2 separate regions of the Mus musculus genome follow, and region 2 is linked to region 1. The links are chromatin loops, found by intact Hi-C in ENCODE. Cell type or tissue: left cerebral cortex. All regions are shown on one strand. Each heading gives the region's core, and the rest is flanking DNA. Links, peaks and the distances in the headings are about the cores only.

Region 1 (8,000 bases), core at 1-8,000:
TAACAAGGAAGGCCCAAGTGAGGATGTTTCAATCCCACTTAGAAGGGGGAAGAAAATAATCAGGCGAGGAAGAGGGAAGGACCTGGGTGGAAGAAGAGATGGGAAGGGGAAAGGAGGGACATGATGAGGTACTGGGGGGAGACAGGAGAGAAGCCCAGAGGACAGGAGAATGAGTAGAAGCAGCATGCAGCTGTGGGGATGGGGATGGGTGGGACTGGGGAACTTTTTCTCTACTTATATTTAAATGTAGTATTTCCTTGACCTTGACCCCACCCCTGATATTCTCTCCTCTGTTTGGCTGAGTCTAGTCTATTGGTGACATTTTCCACTGTGGGTTTTTAAATTTTGAAAAACTGAATTTTTCCCTTTTACCATCTCTCTGCCTCCACCACCCCCTCCAAATCTTAATTTTCTTGGATTTTTTTAAATCCATTTTGCTGACTTTTTCCTCAGTGTTGTTGAACTTTTTCTCCAGGTGCTAAACTGAATTAATCTTGTCTGTGTATCTTCTTTACAGCTACTCGTAACTTTTATTAGTGAGCCCTTGGTGTCTTCACCAGTGCTCTCACCCCCTTGAGTATGTTGGTGTCCAGCAGTTAAGGACTTAAGTACCTGTGACCCCCCCCCCCTCCTGAGACAGGGTTTCTCTGTGTAGCCCTGGCTGTCCTCGAACTCGGAACTCTGCCTGCCTCTGCCTCCCGAGTGCTGGGATTACAGGCGTGCCCACCATGCCCGGCAGACTTGTGATTTTGAGGAGTCATGCTTCTTCTTGCCTTTTCATGTTTCTTGTCTGTGATTTGTGTTTCTATTTGCTTGGATATTGATCCCAGTTTTATTTGAGGATTTCCTTAGTGAGCAGCTTACACTTGAGGGCCCATTCCCTAGTATCAGAGAGCAAAGACAACTTAAATGAATTACAGTCCACTGTCACACCAGCAGCCACCACACCATGGCAGATGGGAAACTACTGTGGAGTGTGCTATCAAGTTAAACACTGTTTAGGGGAAACGTGGAAGTAGAAACAATAAAAAGGAGCCAGAGGGCTGGAGAGATGGCTCAGTGGTTAGGAGCTCTTCCAGAGGTCCTGAGTTCAATTCCCAGCAACCACATGGTGGCTCACAGTCATCTGTAATAGGATCTGATGCCCTCTTCTGGTGTGTCTGAAGACAGCTACACTGCACTCATAAAAATAAATAAATCTTTTAAGAAGAAAGGGTAAACAAAGAGATCAGGGTTAAATAAAGACAGGAAAAATATGGGGCTGGGAAGAGTGTTGTGGTTGGGAAGAGAAAAAAACCAACAACAACAACTACCACCACCACCACCACAACAACAACCACAACAACAGCAGCCACCACAACCACCACAACAACAACCACAACGAGATTCCCTTCCTAAAGAAGAAAGCTTAAAAAAGATTAGAAAATTATAAGGATATGACTAATGTAAAAACTCCCAAACCTGTAAGATAAAGTAAAGGTTTCCTAGAGCTATAGTGGGGGGGGGGGGGTAAACACAATCAGTGGTGACAGAGAGCTAAAAGCCTGTACTTTATAAGGTAACTAAAACATAATGAAAAAACATGAAGGACTTGAATGGAAGTCCCTAAATGGTTAGACCATATGCTCCCACAGGCCTTTTATTTTTATTTTATTTTATCTTATTAAAAAAAAAAACATGATATTCAGGGCCAGGTACAGAACTGCATCTCTATGAGGTGTCGCTGAGGGCAGCCCCAGAGTCTCTGAAAACAATGCAGGCTATGGCCACTGCTCTTGTCCCCCAGAACTAAATGGTAAAACACTATTGGTGGGCTCATCACACACTCTGAATACAGGACACAGGAGAATGAACCTGGACCTAAGCTGGAAGCTTCCCTCTGGTGGCTGGCTTCCACAGTGCCAGACAGTGCTGCAGCTGCAAGGAGAAAAGCCATCACTGGGCATACACTGTGTGGACTTTACAGGCTATGATACTAACCTCCTGGGCAAGAAATGCCTACAGGTATGACAGTGCCATGGTTGGTTTGGAGGTAACCACCTGCTATCTGAATACATTTGGGGATTGCTCTATGGGAGAGAATATTTGCTTGTCCTGTAAACATGGTCAAAAGTATATGGGGGGATGAAAGAGGGTAATGGGCACTGAATATACATTGTGTGTATATGCATACATAAATATACATATATAAAATTGTTAGTTAAAAATAATAAATTAATTAAAAAGTATTTTGGTAGAAGAAAAGAGTGGAAACATAAGAATAAAAAACAATTTTAAAAAGTTGAAAATGAAATAGATTCCCCAATAATACATGTATAAACAAAATTAGATTAAATATTTAAAGATATAAGTAAAACCCTAATTTTTCAATATTGTCAAGTGAAAACACTACTGCAACAAGTGTATGAAAAGAAAAGTATGAGACATTAGAAAAAAAAAAGAGAACAAACAAGATGAAGTGTTAAGATGGTTTCTTTTGGACATGATTTCAGTTATGTGCTCAGACGTTGGGGGAGGGTCCAGATGAAGTGGACTCATCTTTCCTGTGATGTGTGCTGGTGATAAGTCTGGATTGCACATGACTCGGATGTCTGCTAGAGCTCTTTTTACCTTAGTTATTTCTCTTCTTTACATACCATGGGCCTGTGGTGGCTACTCTGAACTTTACAGTTGGTGTGCATGCATGTGTGTGTGTGTGTGTGTGTGTGTGTATGTGTGTGTTCTTCCTCTCTAGGCATAGCCTTTGTCTGCCTTATTTGCCACTAACTACTATTCCTAGAATGCAGTAACAGTGTTGGCAAGTCCTTATCAGCATGAGAAATGTAGTACAACTAACATTTGAATTAAGCATGAGTCTCAATCTCAAAGTAAGCAGTTGACTTTGTAAGTTTAATGGCCATTCATAATGGTTGGAAGCATTAATAGCTATTTGCACCATCATTCATGACACTAAAGAGAGTTCAGTCACTTGTGAGGAAAGATCACTGTCCCTACCCAAAATGCCCTTAATGTGTGAGATAAGAATAATTTAGTATGCTAGTGAACGCATAATCCAACCTAGATATTAAAACATCCAAAGATCATAAACTGTACTTACCAACTAAGCTTGTTGTGCAAAAAATTCTACCACTTTTTTCTAGAATCTCATGGAATCTCAACTGACACGCTGCAATTGTTTCGTAATCTGTGCTGTGGGCTTGGTGGAGCTCCAGCGTGACAGTGTTCTTCTGAATGTACTGCAAAAATAAGTCATTGACGTGGACCAGATACTGAGAAGTGAAGTTATACTCCGGGTAAAGGCCTCGCACTATGGGAGTAGTCTGCAGTTCAAAGTCATAGAAAGCGTAGGTACAGAAAGTGACAAGTTCTTTATCACCAGATGCCCGAAGGACTTCAGAAGAAAAGGTGACTTTGTTGATGTGGATTTCAAAGAGATTTTCTCCTCGTTCTAGGTGGATGGTTTCATCAAATTCATCAACTGAGTCATCTGGCATGATTTCTGGTTTAAATTTGTACTGCTTAGTGCCATAGGCAATATCCTTTAACTGGGCTGCAAGAGAAGACACATTTTAGAGATGTTAAAACATATGCAGATGCAAATGAGCTTCTGCAGTGGCCGGATGTCTGGGTGTTTCAGGGAATATTCTCCATCTTACAGTCTATAACTGTACTGTTATTCTCTGCAAATGGTGCTCATTAACAACAACAAAACCCCCCAAGACTTGCTTTAACACTAGTCATTAAACAACAAAATCACAACTTCAAAATATATGCAACTGTAATTCATGAGTTTACAGTTGAAGACTGAAAATGAGAAGCAGCACACCTACAGTTAAGGTGTGCTGCTAAGGTAGCCTTAGCCAGGAATAGGAACAAGAAAGATGAGTCAGAGCTGAGGTCACAGGCACCGTGCACTCCTCCAGCTTTGCGATATCTGTTATCTTTCCTCTTACAAAGTCAATCTCTCTTTTCCTGGATACCACCTCTTTAGCTGACTAAGACATGTCTGCTTCTACTTTGGGGGAAGTAATATTGATTATGTTAATAGTTTCATAGGCCTAAACTAAACAAATTTATTCTTTAAATGTGCAGTTAAAGGTACATCAGTTACATTTTATAAGGCTAATTTTATAGGTTATGCATCTTTGTATATGCACAGCTTGGAATAAAATGTGTCTCCAACTTCTCCTCTAAGATCCCCCCACCCCCCCCCGCTTTGAGATCCTCTTCAGATGATGTCAGGAGGTAGTGCAGCTCTAGATCTGGCACTGCTGGGTCTTCTGCTATTTCTTTTTGTTTCCACCTGATGAGTGCTCTCCGTTTTAAACTATTACTCTCTTTTGCTTCTGTGTCATTGTCCCCTCCTTCTCTCATTTTCTCCCCATCCTTTGGGGTTTTTCTTTTTCTGCTATTTTGTTGGGTTCTACAAAGCTAAGCGACTTTATACTCTTAGTTATTGAGGATCCCAAAAGTCTTTTGATAACAATTTATACTTTTTGTTATTGATCATACTGAAAAGAAAAATTAATTTTAAATATTCAAATATTAATTTTAAATCTTTTAATACACAAAATAATAACAACCTATTACATGTTAATGCAAATCATAGTATTTATTCTTTCAAAGTTGTAATTTCCAAAAAACGAGAAAAGTGTCATTATTTTAATCTTTTCAACTTTTAAGAAATGTTTTTTAAAAATATTTTTACAAATGTCTTAAGGATCTTGAAAACACCTGGAATATGAATCTGTGGCCGTGTTTAATTTGTTATGATATCAGACATCATATAGTCCCAGAGAAACTCCATTATAAACTTGTAAGAGAATAAAAATGAAAAATCACATTATTAATGCTACTCTAAGACTCGTCTTATCCTTGCAGACTTCTGCATCAGCTTAGGAGAGCCTTGGGGCTTCCCAGACTGTACTTTGAGAGCTTCTTGTCTCTGAAGAAGAACTAAGTGTCTTGATCTGACTAAACAGAACTTTCCAAGAAGTCAAAGAGCACCCTGTCCTTTTTTTTCCAAATAGTAATCAATAAAATTTGTTTAATGCAGTTTTCTTGGTTAAAAGGGAGGTCACCAAGTGAAGACTTCATTCAAGTCCCTGCAAGCCTTTACGGGCACGCTCTGCCTTCGCCCTGTGATCCGTGATTCACTCCACGAGCACTACCAAGCCTCTCAGGGTCCGAAGCAAACTGCTAGAAAGAAAGAACACAGATGGGGAGATGGAAGCCCTGCCCTTAAGGGACTCAGACAACATAGGCTAGTACTGGAAAGAACATATGGCAAGAAAATGCAGCAAGCATCGTCTTGATCTTTTTGTACTGCTTTCACAGACTGTTGTGCTGGAGACCTGAGTGCAGGTCTGCACTGGTTAAACATGCTTTCTCTCCCTGAGCCACACTCCCACACAAGAGATGCACTTTTTCTAGTTACTTGTAAGGGTTGACAAGTTCAACTTGAATGTTCTGTATTTGGCAAGGGTCTTCTCGATATGCTATCCCAAAGCAGAAGGGACCACATTCACTTACAATATACCCAGTGTTTAATAGTGAATCCCACTTCCATCATAGTGGCATTGATCAACTCTTGAGAGCAGAGCCATATGATTTAACTAAATCTTAAACATTCTGTTTGTCAACGTGATTCCATTTGGGGTTCAGTTTCCAATGGAGAAACTCTAGGGAAGACACTTATACCATAGCAACTATCAATGACACAATGACACTATAATACCCATTCTGTCTCCAAGATGCACAGACTTCATATAGAAATTATGAAGCCATTGCACGCTTGCACACACACACACACACAAACACACACACACACACACGGTAGGGAAAGTGACAGAAAGAAGCCAAGGGTTGTTCTGGAGTCTAGCTGGGAGAAGTGCATAGAGATAACTATCACTTGAGATGCAAAGTACAGAAACAGCTGGAGACTGTGTTTAGATATATTCTTAGAATAGATTTCCAGATAGCCCAGGTTGCCCAGGAACCCATCATTGTGCCCAAACTGGCGTCAGACCTGGGTTCCTCCCACACTGTCCTTTGAAAAGCTGGAATTACACGTGTGTACTGCCACACATGGCTTTCTTAGATGATTTCCCTATTTGCTGAAATTTGAAAATCACTATGAGGGTATTTCAGGTAAAGGGATGGTGGCTGAGTCAATCAGAGCCAGCTTCCTGCCATTCTAAGCACCAGATTAGATTGTGTGACACAGTAGGATATTTAATATTGTGATGTCAAGGAAGAAAGGAAGTTTAGGCCAGGAACTGGTGCTAGAAGTGGGGAGAGTGAATCTAGCACAGAGCTGGCTAAGGTACACATGGTGCATAGAAGAAAAATCACAAAGGCCACCGGTGTGAGACTTGAGGCTGTGACACTTTATATAGTGCTTTGAAAGCTTGCCTACAATCCTGAATTTGAAAACAGTAAATTCTTGAAAAATCCTACTAAAAATTCCTGAGTAGAAAAGAATCAGATGAAATAAGTCTTTCTGGTAACTTATTCCAGCTTCAAATTGGGGGAAAAATGAGCAGGAAGATACTGCGATCAAGGGTTTGGAAGGCATTTTCAACTGCCATAAAACTGTGCACATTGTACCTTCAAGCTTTTGGATGCGTGCAGCCCTGATATCGAGAAGATGAACATATTGTTCCACTTTGAGTTCATAATCTTGTTGCAAATTTTCCATTTTCTGAGTCACTGTTTCAACTTCCATCTAAAAATAAGAGACAGAGAGGTTCAGTGCTTATAATTATCCTATTTGCATTGTCAGAGGGCCTTTGAGCCGAGCATTTTAAGATGCAGCGTTAAAGCTTCCATGCTAGGAATCAAACATTTCTAGATAAAAATTTAAAGCTACCATGCAATGAATCAAACACTCCTCGTTAATTTTCAAAACCAGGATGATTTTTCACATCTTCTGGATGACTATCGGAAACTCTAAAGCATGGTGCCCTCCTGTCAGAGAGCTGACAGTGTGTTGATTCCTTTGCTGTGCTGACCTGGACAGCCTGGCGGGCTTTAGGACGAAAACTGTGACAACACTGAATACAGGTGAGATTACTGCCACTAGGCTCCTCCAAAGCCAAGGCTTGAATCATTTGTTTTTATACTATGCATCTCAACTCTCTAGTTACAGGGCTAAAAGCCAGGAATGTATTAGTAATATTTAATAGTAGGTGACTATAGATAATAAAAGATAACGCAAAACGTTTCTCTGACAACCATCAGGAGAATATCACAGAAAGTATACCTTCTCAAGTTAGTGAGACAGTACCTGATAGTCTTTATTTATTTTATGTTGCATAATTAACATATTTCTTGTCTTTTCAAGTTCTTGTACTGTTTCTGCATGAGTTGCTTGAAGCTCTTTCATGGATCGGTCTAGATCTTTATTGATTTTGCTGTCCACTTTTTCTAAAAATGAAAGATCTCCATTTTTTTGTTCTTTTTGAGCCTAAAGTAAAACCACAGTTTTTTTTTTTTAGTTGAAACAAGGATGTACAGAATATGGCCATATGATTTAACATGATAAATCAAGAAACGTTCAGTTGAACTCATGATCTTCCATTTTTCTACTATGACTAAAACAGTGCTAATATATATGGATGCACAGACATTTGGAACAATTACAGAGAAATAAAAAGAGTTTATAACCTTCATAACAAAAATGAAACCACAGACAATTTTTTTCATCTGATTAAAATGTGCATTATAATATAAACAGAAAAAGTGTATATGTTCCTCAGAACTAGACAAGGCCTTGACTTATGGTTCAACACCTCACCTTAGAAGACAAGCTTTGTTTTACAGTGGGCCAGGTAAAAATAAAGTGTTTGTTGAGGTTAAAGGGTTTTAAGTAAGAGTGCTGAGGTCTATTTTAATGTGTCTTTGATGTCACTATGAAATATGCATATGCCGTAACTAACCATTTCCTGAGCATTGCTCTCTCTCTCCTCCCTCCCCTACCATACACACACTTGCACTAA
Region 2 (10,850 bases), core at 2,661-10,660, 55 kb before region 1:
AGCACAAAATACCTAGAATAGGTAAACTCATAGAAACAACAACAACAACAAAACAAAACAAAACAAAACAAAACAGGTGGACCCGAAACTGACAGTAGGCACTAGGGAGTAAATGAATATTTTCTTGTGGAGTGATGGAAATGTTTGCAAAGTAGAAAGACGTGGTTGTATGACACTGTGAATGAACTAATGCCACCAAACTGTTCACTTTCACATAGGCAGTTTTATGTCATGTCAATGTCACTGCAGTGAAAGCCACCTCCCTAGACCCCTAATATTGGACGGCTGGTGGAGTAGGAGCTCTTGGCATGTCCTCTCAGCTTTGTGACAGGCTTCTTCACCACTGTCTGCTTTGCATCTTTGCTCCGGAGAGCTCTCATGTTTATCTGATTTCGTCTCTTCATGTAAGCTCCCCCTCCTGCCTAGAACACTAGAGGATTGCTTTCTTTTGCTGTAATTTTGAGTGGTTTTACTTGGATAACTGCTCAGGTTTTTCAAAGCTGAATGCTTGGAAGCAATTTTTCCTACCTGCTGGGCAGCTCTTTCTTGCAGGGGCACTGTCCTATTAGCGCTTTCATGTTAGCTCAGAATCGCTGTATTTTATTATCAGTATCTCTGGTCCCACTTTTCCTCTGGGTCTATCTGCCTGCTTTTTCACTGATCTCTACTTTATTTTCTGCCAGTCTCTCGTCTCTTTCCTTCTACCCACTACCTTTTCTCAGTCTACATTTAGCTGTATTTTTTTCCCCTCTGAGGTATCTTGTAACTTTACTTCAGAGTTAATTTTTTTTCTTCAAATTCTTTCCTAAAGTCAATTCCCCACCTTAGAAATCCAAGGTTTTCAACTTCCACTTGAGTTTTAAGATTCCTGATTTGTGATTTCACGCCCTGTGCAAAGGTTTACTCTTACTTGATGCAGGAGGAATGTTGTAATGCAATGTTCTGTTGAATTCAAGCCGCTGTTTGCTTTTGCAATTTTCCATCCTCTGAAAAGCTTTTCTTTTTCTCTTTGGTTTCTTGAGACAGGGTTTTTCTGTGTAGCCAGGCTGGCCTCAAACTCAGAGATCTGCCTGCCTCTGCATCCCAAGTGCTGGGGATTAAAGGTGTACACCATCACCTGCTGAAAACCCAAGAAGAGCAGCATAAAACCAAAACATAGCTGATAAATGAGGCTTCATTTCTTTCTTTTTTTAAAGTTTTTTTATTCTTTTTTTTAAAGATTTATTTATTTATTTTTGTATATAAATATACCACCATTGCTCTCTTCAGACACACCAGAAGAGTGCACCAGACCCCATTACAGATGGTTGTGAGCCACCATGTGGTTGCTGGGAATTGAACTCAGGACCTTTGGAAGAGCAGTCGGTGCTCTTAAACACTGAGCCATCTCTCCAGCCCCCACTTCATTTCTTCACATATTTATTTCAGTTAATCACTGATAGGAATTTACCAAATGAGTTTATTTCATTATCAGTTATCATTAATGATGTCATTCCCCCCCCCCCCAATCAGGTTGGTGAGTGACCAAATCTCACTTGTGACACAAGTCCCACTCCTGTGACCTACTTCATAGGGCCACTTCTGATGGTCTGTCTTCTTAGCCTGGCTTTCCTGAAAGTAAGCAGATCTTCAACAAGGCTTCCCTGCAGACAGTCTCTGAGCCAGGAAGGAGGGACTGGGAGGAATAAGAGGATTGGATGGAGAAGTCAACACACAGCTGTGTTTTAAAATTGATTACCTCTATGAGTGCTGTGGCTTGATACTGCTAGACCCTTTGAGGATCCACATAGAATACATCTCCATTGTCCATCAGAACAACAGAGAAGGGAATAAGTATTCTTCCAGGGCATTCTGATCCCATTGGCCGTGAGTTTGCTCAGACTACTAACACTCGTGAAAAGGTGAAGGTAAAGATTGAGAGGTAGGTCTAAAAGATGTAGCATAGTACTTCTTACACTTCTATACTATATTACACTTCTGAGACTCATCAGCTAGGGGATCACCACTGTCAAACACTTTTGAACATGTGAATGATAGTAACCTTAGTGTTTAGTTTTTCTTCAAATAAGCTAAATTGTTGTTGGTGGTGGTGGCAGGGAGGTGTTCCATCGATGACCCTTTCAATGATAGTTGCCAAACCATCCCTAGTGTTGGCTGCCTTGAGTGGGGTCCTGTTAACTGAACCATCCGCATCCCTCTTTTTGCAACTGGCTTGCCTGTCATCATGATAACCTAGGTGTTCTAAACACTTTCTGGAAAGTATTCATGTTCCAACTATAAAAGACATGTAGCCATTAGTGCTGCTAAGGTCAACATAGAGCCATTGCCGCAAACTTTGCTTCAAGAGACCTGCTCCCCGAGTCACAATGGTTCTAGACCATACCAGTACTGGAACACTTTACTCTGGTGGCCTCCAGATGACCCTGTTTTCACAGCTCCATATGCCTGCATCCCCAGACCTGGTAGCAGCCGACTTCATAAAATGGGCAGGAAGAGGAACATTTCTCCAGTATACTTAGCAAAAAGCTTGTGATTGATGGGAGAGAGGCCATAATTATGTGAGTTTCATGTTTTCTGAGTCCAGACTCAAATTGTGGAGGACTTGTTTTAATACTAATTTTCTCCCTTCAAGACCCAAATGGATGTTTGAGAGCTAATTCAGGTCATTAGGCATGGGACGAGTGCCTTTACGAACTGAACTACTGCTGGCTCTGCAATAAATCATTCGTAAATCTGCCCTTTTTTATTCTGGAAATTTTTTAAAAAAGATTTTATTATTATATGTAAGTACACTGTATCTGTCTTTTAGACACACCAGAAGAAGGCGTCAGATCTCGTTATGGATGGTTGTGAACCGCCATGTGGTTGCTGAGATTTGAACTACTTTTGGTAGCTACTTTTGTGTTTCCTTTCCTCTCCTGTCTCTTCAGACTTGTAAGTTCCCACGTGACCATAAATCCCTCCCCTTCCCTTCTCTTTAGTGTTCTCTATTTCCAGTGCACCAGATCTCTTTAGTGGTATATGATTAGACTATCCAGTCAACTTTTTTTTTTTTTAATGGCTTTTCAAGACAGGGTGTACTGGCTAGTTTTGTGTCAACTTGACACAGCTGGAGTTATCACAGAGAAAGGAGCTTCAGTTGAGGAAATGCCTCCATGAGATCCAACTGTAAGGCATTTTCTCAATTAGTGATCAAGGGGGAAAGGCCCCTTGTGGGTGGGACTATTTCTGAGCTGGTAGTCTTGGTTCTATAAGAGAGCAGGATGAGCAAGCCAGGAAGGAACATCCCTCCATGGCCTCTGCATCAGCTCTTTCTTTCTGACCTGCTTGAGTTCCAGTTCTGACATCCTTTGGTGATGAACAGCAGTGTGGAAGTGTAAGCCGAATAAACCCTTTCCTCCCCAACTTGCTTCTTGGGCATGATGTTTGTGCAGGAATAGAAACCCCGACTAAGACACAGTGTTTCTCTATATAGCCCTGGCTGTCCTGGAACTCACTCTGTAGACCAGGCTGGCCTTGAACTCAGAAATCCACCTGCCTCTGCTTCCCAAGTGCTGGGATTAAAGGCGTGTGCCACCACGCCTGGCTCTAGTCAACTCTTATTTTTAGTTGCAATTTTTGCTTATAGAATTTACACTTGGATCTTAAAATAATGTCCAAATCCTCCTCGGAACATCGCAGGTTGTTTTTTTGGTATGACATCATATTGGATGCTACTTGGAAGTTACTAGGTGACTGCTACTTGATATTGCCTTGCCATGTAGTCTTGACTCCTTGAATTACTACTTTAAATGTGTATTTTGCAAACATTGTTATGAGCTGAAATAGTAATTTGAGGATGTAGAGGGTAGATTTTAGAGTTATGTCTCTGACAGTGATAGGCTGTGGTCCCAGCAACCTGAGATTACCTTAATCATTCAAAGATGGGGAGAATGAAACGGGTCCAGACTGGATGGTCTGCTTTCTATTACCATTGTCTTGATGTCTTAGGCTTTTATCCTGACTGAAATGTGGAGGACTTGGGTCTGTAGTTCAATAGCAACTTCTTTCCTTCAAGACCCAGAAGCCTATGAAGGTTCTGTGTAGTCTTTGATGCTCATGTTCAACCTGGCAGGTGCCTCTGAGGAGAGCAGCCCCAGTGCTAGACTTGTCCTCAAGGCTGTCATTAGGCTGGACCCTGTAGTGTGACATCCCAGATAGCCAGATGACACTTTTGACAAATTATGTCTAGTGGTCTCAACAGAAGGGTGGTTCAGACCATCAAATTCACTAACACTTGGTAGAACGCCATCCTGCTGCGAAAGGTTCATTTTAAAAACCACAGACTCCTCTATTTTGGCACTGAAATGCTAGAAACAAGGGTAGACTTCAAAAACATGGTTTAAAAAAATTATGTGGAAAAAAGCAAACTGTATAAACAATGTCTGCAGTCTGACACTTATGTAAATAAAAAGCAAAACAGTTCTATACATATTTTGTGGGCATGTGTATGTGTTTACATACAAATGGTAAACTGGTGGGTGAGAAACAGGTCTGGATTAGGGGTGCTGTGTAGCAGGAGACTTTAACCATCTGTATTCTGGTGTATAATGAGCGTATAGGTATTTGGTATTTGTGTTATTTTTAAAATTTTTATTCATTTAAAAAACATAGCAAACAAACATGCCCAGATGTGGAAGACTACTGGTTGGTGGGGTAACTGGGTGGCTCTGTCTCGTTGTCTTCAGCTCTTGATGTCCCAACTGACAGCTGCTAAGAAGGTTTGATCCTCATCTTGTATTCTTATGGAAGGTGAGTACAGAATTCCCTTTCTGTTAGAACCTTTATTTTGGATGTTCTTGGACCAACTAAGGCAATTCCCAATAGAGAAGGGTTTGGGAGAACTCAAGCTTCTTAGCTCAACAATGCCCTCTTCTGTTGCCACAGCCTGTTTAGTTTCTGCAGGAAATGTCCACTTTTTATTGACAATTTAATTTTATTTATTGTGTTTCCTGGGGAGCCATGGTTTTCACCTGGTTTCCTCCTTTATTTCAGTAAATATCTCCAAGGATTCTCTCCCTTTTCCAAAATGGCCTTCTAGCTGCTGTATCTGTTCCTGCACACTCCACGTTGTTTCCTCTTCCCCTAGATCTAAAGATCTGACTCTGCCAAGTGAGTTAGTTTGCTGCTGCCATGAAAAAAATATCTGAGATAAAATTGATTTTGATTCACAGCTTCAGGTTTTCACTTGGCCATGTCATTTCCAGCCTGTGAAAAGGCAGAGCATGAGAGCAATGAGTGCATGGAAGACAGTGGGCATCTGGGACACTGGGGGGTGGGGTGGGGTGGGGCTAGGGCTCAATATCTCCTTAAGAGCACGTTCCCAATAACTGAACCTCTTCTTACTAGGATCCACTACCTTCCAATAGCAACCCAGGCTGATGACACCTTTAAGTCATGAGCCTCTAGGGGACATTCTAGACACAAACCACAACAGCAGGCCTCACTCACACCTGCTCTCGATATTCAGCCTCTGGGTTGGCTGGTCCCTCTCCTTTGCTGGCATCATCTGTGCTCTTCCAGCACTTGTATTCTGTCAGCCCTCCTGGTGTGTGCAGCCCAGGCTTTGCTGGCGATGGGTTCTGAGCTGACATTTACTTATTTCCCTCATTAATGCACAAAAGTATTTGTAGGTTCTGCTTGTCCCTCTGTCCTACAGTGGGCTATTTCATGTCCCATTAGAATCCCTGACAATAACATGCTAAGGTCTTTTTTCGACTGAAAATGAAAACATGCATTTTAGAATTTAGAAAGTCTTGTGTCTTAGCTATCGTTTTTTGCTACCTGCTTCTAACTTCATTGCCTTTGCTTAGAGTAGTGTGGGCTACAAGATCTGAGGCCTCTGGAAACAGATTTCCTTTATGGTTGAATATGCTGTTGATCTTCTTTTGAATGTTCCATGTGTGTTCTATCTCTGTCTAAGCTTTGTGATTATGCTAAACAGGCCTTTTCAACATCTCTGATCTGCCCTCTCTGGGGAGGTTAAAACCTATGACTAAAATTAACGCAGCTGTAACATTCTCTTGCCTGTTGCTTGCTGTATTTTGAGGCCAAGTTTCTTGGTGCACTCATGCTGGAGCACACACATCCATGGCCCACTGCTCCCTCAAACAGTACAAAGCCTTTGTCTTTCGTTTTCTACTGTGAACTCTCCTAGTCTTATAGGGAAGTAGTTAAGCTGCCCTAATGTGTATAGATTCGGTATGTCTGTCTGGGGTTCTTTCTTCTTTGTCTGGGTTTGAGAGAAGTCGATCTTGGTTGTGTGAATAGATATCTCAAGCATTCTTCCAAAAATTCTCTTGCTGTTAATAACATGTGAACCTATGCCAAAGCAGATCTGTACCAAAGATCTTGAATTTGGAAAAATGTTTATTTTAGACATTTATAAAACGTCCTTTTTGCTTCCTGACCAGGGCTGCTGGAGAGCTGCCTGAGGGTCTGCCTCTGTGACCTGAAGCTCAGGTACAAATATCAGTTCCAGAAGGGCTGTGATGGCCCGCCATGCAAATGAAGTCTTTGCCATGAATGGTGACATGCACTGCCATCCAGCTACTTGGGAGATTGAGGCAGGAAGGCTTAGAGTTCAAGCCAGGAATGCCAGGTTCGTCTGTACAGTAACCCCCTCCCACTGCCATCTCCAAAGAATAGAGACAAATCTTTGTACAGTGGAGCATATGGAGAAGCCCCAGGAATTACCACAGAGGCTGATACCCAAAGAAAGATACCAAGCAAACAGAGAGGAAGGAGTGAAGGAGGTGTGTCCGCTTTCAAAAGTTAAGTGCACTGGGCAGGAGGCTCACAGGTTCAAGGAAGCTGGGGCTAAGTAACCGAGCTCCGGGCCAGCGTGAGCTGCATACTGAGGTAGTCTAGAAAACCAAGGCTAAGCAGCCAGCCCAGCAAACGGTAGTCAGGCAGGCAGATGCAAGTGTTTGATTGAATAGAAGAATGGAAAGAATGGGTGACAGGAAGATAAGAGTTAAAGTATTAATTTAAAAAAGAAAAGAAAATAGGGGCTGGAGAGATGGCTCAGTGGTTAGAAGCACTTGCTGCTCTTGCCGAGGGTCTGTTTGGTTCCCAGCACCTGCATGACAGCTCACAATGTCCCATACCTCCAGCTCTAGTGCATCGAACAACCTTTCCTGACCTCTGCAGACACCCTTGCTCATATACACATACCCACACAATGACAAACATATATACATAATTAAAAAGAAAATAAATATTTAAAAGCAAACAAAAACGAATGGGTTAGTGAACGGAGAAATGAGGCTGCTATAGTAATGAGACCATGGTTGTCTAGAGAGTGTGAAGGGTCAAAAAGGTACAGATCTCAGAGGGGAAGCCACATTCTGTTTGACAGTGCCTGACTTCGCTCCCGAGCACAAAGCATTTGGAAAACAAAGCAGTGTCAGGGTAGATGGTGCAAGCCGACTTTGTCTTTAATCCCAGTGCTCAGCTGGCAGAGGCAGGCAGAGTTCCATGAGTTTGAGGACAGCCTGGTCTATATAGTGAGTCTCAGGCCAACCAGGGCTGCATAGTGAAATCCTGTAAAAAATAAAATAAAATAAAAAAGAGGAAAGGGAAGAAAAATAAATGAAAACTGTTTAGGACAAAAGGAACCATACCGGTAGTGTGGGCTTCCAGGAGTGGGATCATGTGGTGCCATCCTCTGGCAACATTTTGAGACGGAAGTGAAAAATTCTCCCTTGCCAGATGAAAGAGGATATTTTCTAATTCTGTATGCTTAGCTTTAAAATGTTTGTTTCTATTACTCTGATATTTTCTGGTTGACCTTGAGGCTGTTTGGTTCTGGAACAGAAGGGATGTAACGCTGTTGCCCCTACTCATGGATTTAATTAGGTGTGGTGCCCACTCTATACCAAATCATGGCTCTAGCTTCTCTCTGTTAAGGTAGTCGGAGGCCTTTGGGCGTGGGTGACTTACTAATGTACACTCTTACTGCTAGGACCACCTCTCTACTGTCAATCACTTGATCCTTTCACAACCCAAAGTCTCTTCCTTGGTGTTTTATGTTACACAAAGATCACACTTTATTCTCATATTTGTTCACAGACATGATTCACATTTTGCAATCCTGTACATAAGGAAATCATTCTAAATTCAGCAACAGTGCCAGCTTGACTAAAAAAAGTTATTTTCCATATCCACAAAAATGTTAATCAGATTCTTGTTAGAACATGTGTAAGAGCTGGTTTTCATTGTCACAGCTCTTGATGTCAGATTACTAAAATAATTTATGTTTTGTTGTGGGAACATTGGTGCACGCAGAGTCTCCCAAATCACATGACCACGTCTCAGCCCACACTTCTTCATGACACATAGAAATTATTTGTGTTCTGTGGTAACAAATGAATGGCAGGAACAGCAGAATTTCAATGTGGCCTTTCTTTATTTGATTAAACATAGACTCTATTTATTCTTAAAAAAACTAATTTAAGTTAAATGGCAACAAACCATGATAATTCAGAAAACATGTTGAAACCGAGAGTGAAGAGAAATATTCTCTACGTAAACCACACTGTAAACCATAAAACTTATTTTTGTCAACTGCTTCTCATGACAGTGGCTGGGAATTTGACATTTCTACTACAGTAGGCAAAAAAACCATGTATAATACACTGTCCCACACGCCACATCACATCTCTATTTATATTTCCAAACTAAAAGCATTACAGCTCTAGAGTGCTGAGTGTACTGTGCAGTTACTGAGAGCTGCAAGTTCTCCTCCAGGGCTGTGTCTGTGTGAGTGGAACCCCCACTTCCCAGCCATCCTCTACAGAGCAAGCCTGGTTCACAGAGGACAGCACAGCACTTTAAACCAGTGGAGGTGAACTTTTCAATGAACTCTGGTTAACACACATCTAGACAAAGATGCCAGTGCACTTCAAGTGAGGACACTCACTTGATCTCTCTCTTCAGAACCCGTTAGTCACCGTTATATGTGAAGTCAGTACCGGGAACGCTGGCAGGAGTCTGAGGCTGAGAACTTTAAAGCTAGTAGATATAAGAGAAGCCTGGATAATCCACAATCTTACCTGAGGTATAAATATGACACAGCTGACTCACGTGTAGAAGGTCTTTGGATTGTAACTTCCTGTCTCCACTTAACGACGGACGCTAAGAAGTCAGCACCACCCCGTTCCCCCCCCAGAGAAAGCATTATTTAGTTTTGGATATAACATTTTAAACAATAATGCCTGCCTCCTAGGAGCACACCACAATAAATGTCTCAAACCCACTCGGCTAATCCTAGGGTATAATCTGGCTGTTTTAAATTACTGCAGGGAATATTATGGGTCTTAATGACACTGTAGCTGCACAAAGCCAAAGAAAGCTAGAAAGGGAGGCCAAGAAGATGAGCTCAGAGCCAGCTAAAGTGACAACAAACATGTGGTTGTTTACTAGAACTGGAGAGCCTTTGTCTGCAGATGTTTGTGGTCACTGGAAGGTTCCAGAGGAATGAGTTGTTATGAAGATTTTTCAGTCTGATGAGAGCAAGATTCTTCTTGGAGATGGCAGGCCTGAGGACAGGGGTGCCCAGTGGTACAGACAGAATTTATAGAGTTCTGTGGTCAGATCATACTCTACTGGTCCCACAGAGTGCGCCAACAAATTAATATCGTACGGATGTCATTTCAAAGCCTCCCAAGGAGGAGTCATCACCGAAGCTGTTGGAGCACAGATGGTTCAGCTATACGCTGATATTCATACTTGCATTTTTGCATTATAGCTGCTTTTCCCCCTGTTGAACTGTAATGAATTGTCTCATAATCTGTTCCATCTTCCTGCCATTAGCAGGCTTTGAATGTTCACAAATAGGAGCAAAGAACTCATTTTCCAGGACTTTAATCACACAAAGAGGGAATGCCTAATTCTCTAAATGAAATGGTCTGTGATCACTGAAGCAGAGATTTAATATAGCACGGCAAATTAGGTAGATTTTAATAAATTACTTATCTCCCTGAATACTTTACATATGCTTAAAAAGGAATAGCCTGTTTGCAAACAGTGAAAACCCACAGCCTATAAAAATCCTTTGAAGAAAATGACAAATAAAAAAGTAAATTAAAAAATGAAATGCATTATATCTCAGACCCCCAGAGACAATTCCTTTGCAGCACTGATTCACAGCTCCATTAAAAATATCAATTAAACCCTTCAGCGAGACTGCGTAAAAGCGAGAAATTAACTTTTGGAGCTGCTTTCTGAGGGTCTGGATATCCAGATACATCCCAGCACTGAATAAGCTTGATTGATGTAAGTTTAAAAATGATAAAGGGCCTCCTTTCATATCTAAGCATTTTAGAATTTGAGCCATACTTTAATTTTTTTCTATACAATAACTTTAATTTTTAAAGTATAGATTTCCTGTGCATCTATCTATCTATCCATCCATCCATCCATCTTTATATGAATACAACCCTGGATCCAGCATCAGCATCAAAAATGCACTGATACCACATAACCTGGAACAACTACAATGTTTATAAAGAAACAAAATAGGACTGGGAGTAACTTAATAAGTTGGTGCCAAGTCTCCTTCTTTATATTTAATTGATAGAAACTGTATGCATCAAAGAAAATGCATACTGAGCTTTAATGTGCATAAAGTAGATATTAGCATTTTAAAGAGGGAGATTAACACATTAATCCAAGTAATTTTCATATATTGCTTCTAATAAAATCTTCACAGTATAAAAGTCTTAATGAGACTAATCAGAGGCGTTCCATTTAGTGGGACAATTAGGGATAACATAAAAAGCATTTCTTTTTCATTGGTTTCCTAAGAT

Evidence for each region. Hi-C counts contacts between places; a loop is a spot of excess contacts. Peaks named below come from ENCODE experiments on the same cell type or tissue, not always from the same donor. Only the 100,000 strongest peaks of a DNase experiment are listed, where the experiment ranks them.
Region 2: a loop joins it to region 1, with 4 times the contacts of the local background. A loop is called at or near these places in 4 of 42 quality-filtered maps.

The regions. Positions count from the first base shown.
Region 1 is chr8:91,267,002-91,275,001 of GRCm38, forward strand. Rpgrip1l (Rpgrip1-like) reads right to left here. Exons shown (of 26, transcript NM_173431.2): 13 at 7,289-7,468; 14 at 6,610-6,727; 15 at 3,098-3,550. Gm36163 (a long non-coding RNA gene) reads left to right here and starts at 6,746. Exons shown (of 5, transcript XR_003947578.1): 1 at 6,746-7,065. In left cerebral cortex, for the core only: a CTCF peak has its summit at 1,145 (motif pointing left); DNase peaks (open chromatin) are centred at 3,444, 6,108 and 6,696; H3K27ac peaks cover 1,425 bases.
Region 2 is chr8:91,208,971-91,219,820 of GRCm38, forward strand. It overlaps Rpgrip1l (Rpgrip1-like), which reads right to left. Exons shown (of 26, transcript NM_173431.2): 26 at 8,060-10,850. Gm36243 (a long non-coding RNA gene) reads left to right here and starts at 1,613. Exons shown (of 6, transcript XR_003947579.1): 1 at 1,613-1,921; 2 at 4,728-4,791. In left cerebral cortex, for the core only: no CTCF peak of the experiment used is centred there; DNase peaks (open chromatin) are centred at 6,131, 8,207, 8,716 and 9,483; H3K27ac peaks cover 2,013 bases.